2 separate regions of the Homo sapiens genome follow, and region 2 is linked to region 1. Evidence: chromatin loops called from intact Hi-C (ENCODE). Cell type or tissue: CD4-positive, alpha-beta T cell. All regions are shown on one strand. Links, peaks and the distances in the headings refer to the core of each region. The heading gives the core; the rest is flanking DNA.

Region 1 (2,924 bases), core at 335-2,834:
CAGGGCTGTTACAGGGAAATAATAAGAAAGTGCATCAAGTGCCGAGCACATCCTAAGCACTCCACCATGGCAGCTCCTACTAATAATATGGAATAGAGTTGAATCTAACATGACTCTTTCTTGCAAGTGACAGAAAATCCAACTCAAATTGGATTAAGCAAAACAAGGCAAATTCTTAGTGAGCTGAAAAGTCTTCAGGCTCACATTAGGCCCCAGACCCCAGACCCTCCCAATCATGGAGTAGGCACTATTTGGGGCACAAAGGTGACACTCCCGTGGCTGCAGATGCTGTGGTGGCTCTGGCTCTGTTGAGAAAGAATAAGAAAGGCCACTCTCTCCCTTACATGAACAATAGTCTGTCCACTCTGAGAGACTGAAATTGGGTCATGGTCCTGCCCCTGAGCCCGTCACTGATTGGCTCTGACCTGCATCAGCTGTTCCATGCTGAAGGTGGAGGCAGGACCCCATTCATACCCAGAAGGGAGCAAAAGGTAGATCCCTCACCAGAATTATGGGATGTAGGGTGAAAGGCTGCTGGGCAGCCAGAAAACAAACAGATCCTCTACAATACTTCAACTGATGAAAGCATGAAGCTAAAATCATAAGGATCCGGGTGTGAGTTCTGTCTCTCCCATATTCCATGTGACGTTGGGCAGTTATTTAATCTCTTTTAGCCTCAGCTTTCTCATCTGTACTTACATATAAGGTCATTGTGAGGATTAGGGTTATTAATCATCGCCGTCATCCCCGTCCACCACTTATCATCATCCTCCCCATCAACATCATCACCACCACCGTCATCATCATTACTACCATTACCATCACCACCATTCCACCACCATCACCATCATCACCATCACCACCGCCATCATCATCATTACTACCACTACCACCGCCATCACCACCATCACCATCACCACCATTGCCATTATCACTACCACCACCATCATCACCATCACCACCACCATCACCATTATCATTACCACAACCATCATCACCACCACCATCATCACTATTATCACTACTATCACCATCACTATCACCACTATCATCATAAATAAACATCACATAACCGGCGTGTAACCGGGCCTTGACCCCAGAGCCCACTCGCTGTGTCCTCTCTCCCACCCCCTTCTGCACATTTCTAACCACCATCCTGCACTGGCTCCCTGTCTCCTCTGGTCTCACCCACATGTCCACTGAGAAAATGATTCTCAGAACACTAACTAGACCAGGAGGAGTCACAAAACATAACTCAGATCTGTTTATCGATTTTCTATATGTTGATGACATCAGATCAATGGGTGTTCTCAGCTTCTCAGAGGGAGGTCGAAATTCTCCCCCTCTCCCCTTCATGTTTCCAGACCTTCCTTGACTTGGATATTCCAAATGCAGAGTAGGTGTTGAGGCCAAGGGGCTCTTCCGTGTCAGCCCCATCCACAATCACTGGGCTAATCTTGTGGCCCTCTCCCCAGGACCCAATCAGGGAGGGCTTCAATCCTCAAGGTCACCCGTGGCCCCCCGCCCTCAGAGGTGCCATCTCTACATTGGCCACTGGATGGCAGCACATACTCACAGACCGCGTCAATTTCCTGGCAACTAGTGGTGGGTTTACCTCCTGATCAGGATGTTTGCCTTGCTCTGAGAGCAGATCTGAGAGCAGTGATATCTAACTTAATTTTCAGCAAAATATTTTGAAAAGGGTGCTCCCTCACCCATCTACACAGTCCACGTCATGCACCCCCTGCCCGATGCTTGGTAGCCAGGAGGAGCTTCCTCCATGCAGCTCCTTCCCGGCTAGGGCTGAGCTGGGCTCTGGAGCCAGGCTCTGGGAAGAGCCTCTTCTACGCTGCTCATGTAAACTCCAGATTCAGTGTCAGTTTTCTGAACCTGAGACAATGATCTAAGTGCAGTCCAACACTTTGGGGGAAGAAAGAAAGAGTGCCTCAGCTTTTGCCTGTGTCATGCTCGCAAAGCAAAATATTTTGAGAAATTCTAATCAAAGCTGGGCTTGCAAAATTGGAAAACGATTATTTGTGAGAGCACTGAGACATCCTTGGCGTGTCCATCTGGAAAAACAGCATTCCCTCTGGCAGTTTAGCAGATGTTCTGTTTCAATTTGGCAAAGGAAATAAAGCAGTTTTTCACAAAAGAAAAACTACAACTAGGAGAATTGTCCCTAGTTGTATTTCTTCTCCCTAATTGTCAAGGAAGTGTAAATCAGAAAATGAATCAGGACAATTTCCACCTACTATGTTAGCTAATCTTTTAAAAATTGAATACTCACAAGGGTGAGGAGAATTGTTTCCAGTAACATTTTATACTGTCACACACTTTTAGAAAATAATTTGGGAGTGTTACCGCGAGATGGAAATATGTCAACATAATTATGGGAACTTAGACTTCAGAAAAGAAACGAGAATGAACTTTATGAACAAACATGTGGAAGATTGGAAGCAAGAGTGGGGCCAGTGTGCACGGGGAGGAAGCATTTGGGCAGTGACTCCGCAGACCCAGGCTCAAGCTGAACTACACAACCTCCTTACACCTCAGTTTCCTCAGCTGTAGAACAGGAATGATAAAAGTGCCTGTTTCATAGGACGGTTGTGAGGATGAAGTGAGATACACCACATTAAGAGCTTGTGCCTGAAAAGGTTAATTCTTAGTAAATGACGACTATTCTTTTTATTGCAATAAAATATACACAACATAAGAGTTAGGATTTTAATTATTTTGCAGGGTACCACTGAATGGCATTCAGTACATTCACAATGGTGTGCAACCATCACCATATTTTCAGAACATTTTCCTCATCTCAAAAGGAAACCTCATGCCAATTAAGCAGTCACTCCCCATTAAAATATTAGTTATGAAGATTGTAGCATTATTTTAAAAACTCATGATATACATTGATTGAAAAAATC
Region 2 (2,924 bases), core at 314-2,813, 740 kb after region 1:
CTTGAAGGATCTCCCAGGGGGCAAATTTAGGGCAATTTTAGCGTCAAAAAGAAAATGAATACAATTGATTGCAAATACTGAATAAATAAAAGTCTACTCTCTAGTACAGAGAAGAGAGAATGAGAAGAGGGAAACTATTTTTCCATCATTGGTAGTGTCTATTACACCAATTTGATACTCTGAAAATTAGTTATTAAAGGGAGATAGCATTTACCCTGTTTGTTTTTTGTTTCATTTGTTTTTGTTTTTAAGACAGAGTCTTGCTCTGTCATCCAGGCTGGAGTGCAGTGGCACAAACATGGCTCACTGCAGTCTTGACCTCCTGGGCTCAAGTGATCCTCGTGCCTCGTCAGAAGCTGGGACTACAGGTGCCTGCCACCATACCTGGCTAAGTGTTTTTGCTTGCTTTTTTGTTTTTTTAGAGATGGGGTCTTGCTATGTTGCCCAGGCTGGTCTTGAACTCCTGGGCTCAAGTGATGCTCCCACCTCAACCTCCCAAAGCGCTGGGAGTACAGGCATGGGCCACTGCTCCCAACCTACCCTGCTTTTTTTTTCTTTTTTTTTTTAATAAAGAATGTGGTTTATACCCAGTTGATGAGGAAAAACTCTTCTTTACTATAGGATGCCAGCTAATAAGTATAAAATAAAATATAGAATTAGACAATAACCATGATGCAAACCTTAATGAAATAATTGACTCAGACAAGGACTATCAATGGACTTCAAAACCTTTAGATGAAAGATTGCTGGGAAATGCCATCAAAGTATCACTCTACAGGCTACTTACCTAATTGTAAAAGAAATTACAGGCTGGGTGTGGTGGCTTACGCCTGTAATCCCAGCACTTTGGGAGGCCGAGGCTAGCAGATCATGAGGTCAGGAGTTCAAGACCAACCTGGCAACATAGTGAAACCCCATCTCTACTAAAAATACAAAAAAAAAAAAAAAAAAAAAAAAGGTCAGCCGCAGTGGCTCATGCCTGTAATCCTGTAATCCCAGCACTTTGGGAGGCCAAGGCAGGCAGATCACCTGAGGTTGGGAGTTCGAGACCAGCCTGACCAACGTGGAGAAACCCCGTCTCTACTAAAAATACAAAATTAGCCGGGCATGGTGGCACATGCCTGTAATCCCAGCTACTCAGGAGGCTGAGGCAGGAGAATTGCTTGAACCCAGGAGATGGAGGTTGTGGTGAGCCAAGATCGCACCATTGCACTCCAGCCTGGGCAATGAGAGCAAAACTCCGTCTCAAAAATAAATAAATAAAACGGCTGGGCACGGTGGCTCATGCCTGTAATCCCAGCACTTTGGGAGGCCGAGGCGGGCAGATCACGAGGTCAGGAGATTGAGACCATCCTGGCTAACATGGTGAAACCCCATCTCTACTAAAAATACAAAAAATTAGCCAGGCGTGGTGGTGGTCACCAGTGGTCCCAGCTACTCGGGAGGCTGAGGCAGGAGAATGGCATGAACCCAGGAGGCAGAGCTTGCAGCGAGCTGAGATTGTGCCATTGCACTCCAGCCTGGGTGACAGAGCGAGACTCCGTCTCAAAAAAAAAATTAAAAAATATAAATAAATAAAAATTAAATAAAAATAAAAATACAAAAAAAAAATAGTCGGGTGCAGTGGCATGTGCCTGTAGTCCCAGCTCCTTGGGAGGCTGAGGCAGGAGAATCACTTGAACCCAGGAGCAGAGGTTGCACTGAGCCGAGATCGCGCCATTGCACTACAGCCTGGGCGACACAACAAGACACTGTCTCAAAAAAAAAAAAAAAAAAAAAAAAAAAGGTAAAGAAAATACACCTGTATAGTGGAGCCATCTGGTGGTCACCATTTGAACCAAACCATCAAATTTAGTATCAGTAATAGTGGGACAACCTCCAGTTTACAGAGAATACAAGAGAAAGGGTTGTCATGCAAATCTGATAGTACTAGCAAAGATAATTATTCTAAAAAAAAAGTCGTAAGACTATAAGCAATAAATAGTTATTGAGCAGCTGAGTTAGGCATACTATAGTCTCAGTTTCAGTATCTAACCAGCTTCAAGTCACCATTTCAAATGAAATATCAACGCGTGATGAAAGTTAACTTACTACCATCCTTTTCTTGGGGTTGCACTACTGTCCAATGGGTACCTAGTGAGGGCAGTACTGCTAACTCCTGCACAACACACCGAAATCAACTAGAGCTTTGCTTTGCCTTGGTGCAGTTTTTGGAGAAATGAAAAACAGCTTTCCCATACACACACAGTTATTTACATATTACTGTATTAAAAAGTACATACAGGCTGGGCACGGTGGCTTACGCCTGTAATCCCAGCACTCTAGGAGGCCGAGGTGGGCGGATCATTTGAGGTCAAGATTCGTGACCAGCCTGGCCAACATGGTGAAACTCTGTCTTTGCTAAAAAAATATATATTTATATATACACAAAAAAATTAGCCGGGCGTGGTGGCGGGCGTCTGTAATCCCAGCTACTCCGGAGGATGAGACAGGAGATTCGCTTGAACCCGGGAGGCAGAGGTTGCAATGAGCTGAGATCGTGCCACTGCACTCCAGCCTGGGAGACGGAGTGAGACTCTGTCCCCCCCACCAAAAAAAAAAAAAAGCAAGGCTGGGCATGGTGTCTCATGCCTGTAATCCCAGGACTTTGGGAGACCGAGGCAGGCAGATCACTTGAGGTCGGGAGTTCGAGACCAGCCTAGCCAACATGGTGAAACCCTGTCTCTGCTAAAAAATACAAAAATTAGCCGGGTATGGTGGCACACATTTGTAATCCAACTACTTGGGAGGCTGAGGCAGGAGACTCTCTTGAACCCGGGAGGTGGAGGTTGCAGTGAGCCAAGATCGCGTGACTGCACTCCAACCTGGGGGACAGAATAAGACTCTCTCAAAAAAAAAAAAGAAAATAAAAGAAAAAACCATAA

Evidence for each region. Hi-C counts contacts between places; a loop is a spot of excess contacts. Peaks named below come from ENCODE experiments on the same cell type or tissue, not always from the same donor. Only the 100,000 strongest peaks of a DNase experiment are listed, where the experiment ranks them.
Region 2: it touches region 1 in a loop (5-fold over the local background); 7 of 110 quality-filtered maps call a loop at or near these places.

The regions. Positions count from the first base shown.
Region 1 is chr6:160,454,769-160,457,692 of GRCh38, reverse strand. No RefSeq gene overlaps it. Among named protein-coding and RNA genes, the nearest start is that of SLC22A3, 110 kb to the right of the region's middle. In CD4-positive, alpha-beta T cell, for the core only: CTCF peaks have their summits at 1,357 and 1,559 (motif pointing right); a DNase peak (open chromatin) is centred at 1,572.
Region 2 is chr6:159,719,709-159,722,632 of GRCh38, reverse strand. It overlaps a transcript of SOD2 not described here and the pseudogene RNU4ATAC18P. Among named protein-coding and RNA genes, the nearest start is that of WTAP, 6.3 kb to the left of the region's middle. In CD4-positive, alpha-beta T cell, for the core only: a CTCF peak has its summit at 1,856 (motif pointing left); a DNase peak (open chromatin) is centred at 1,802.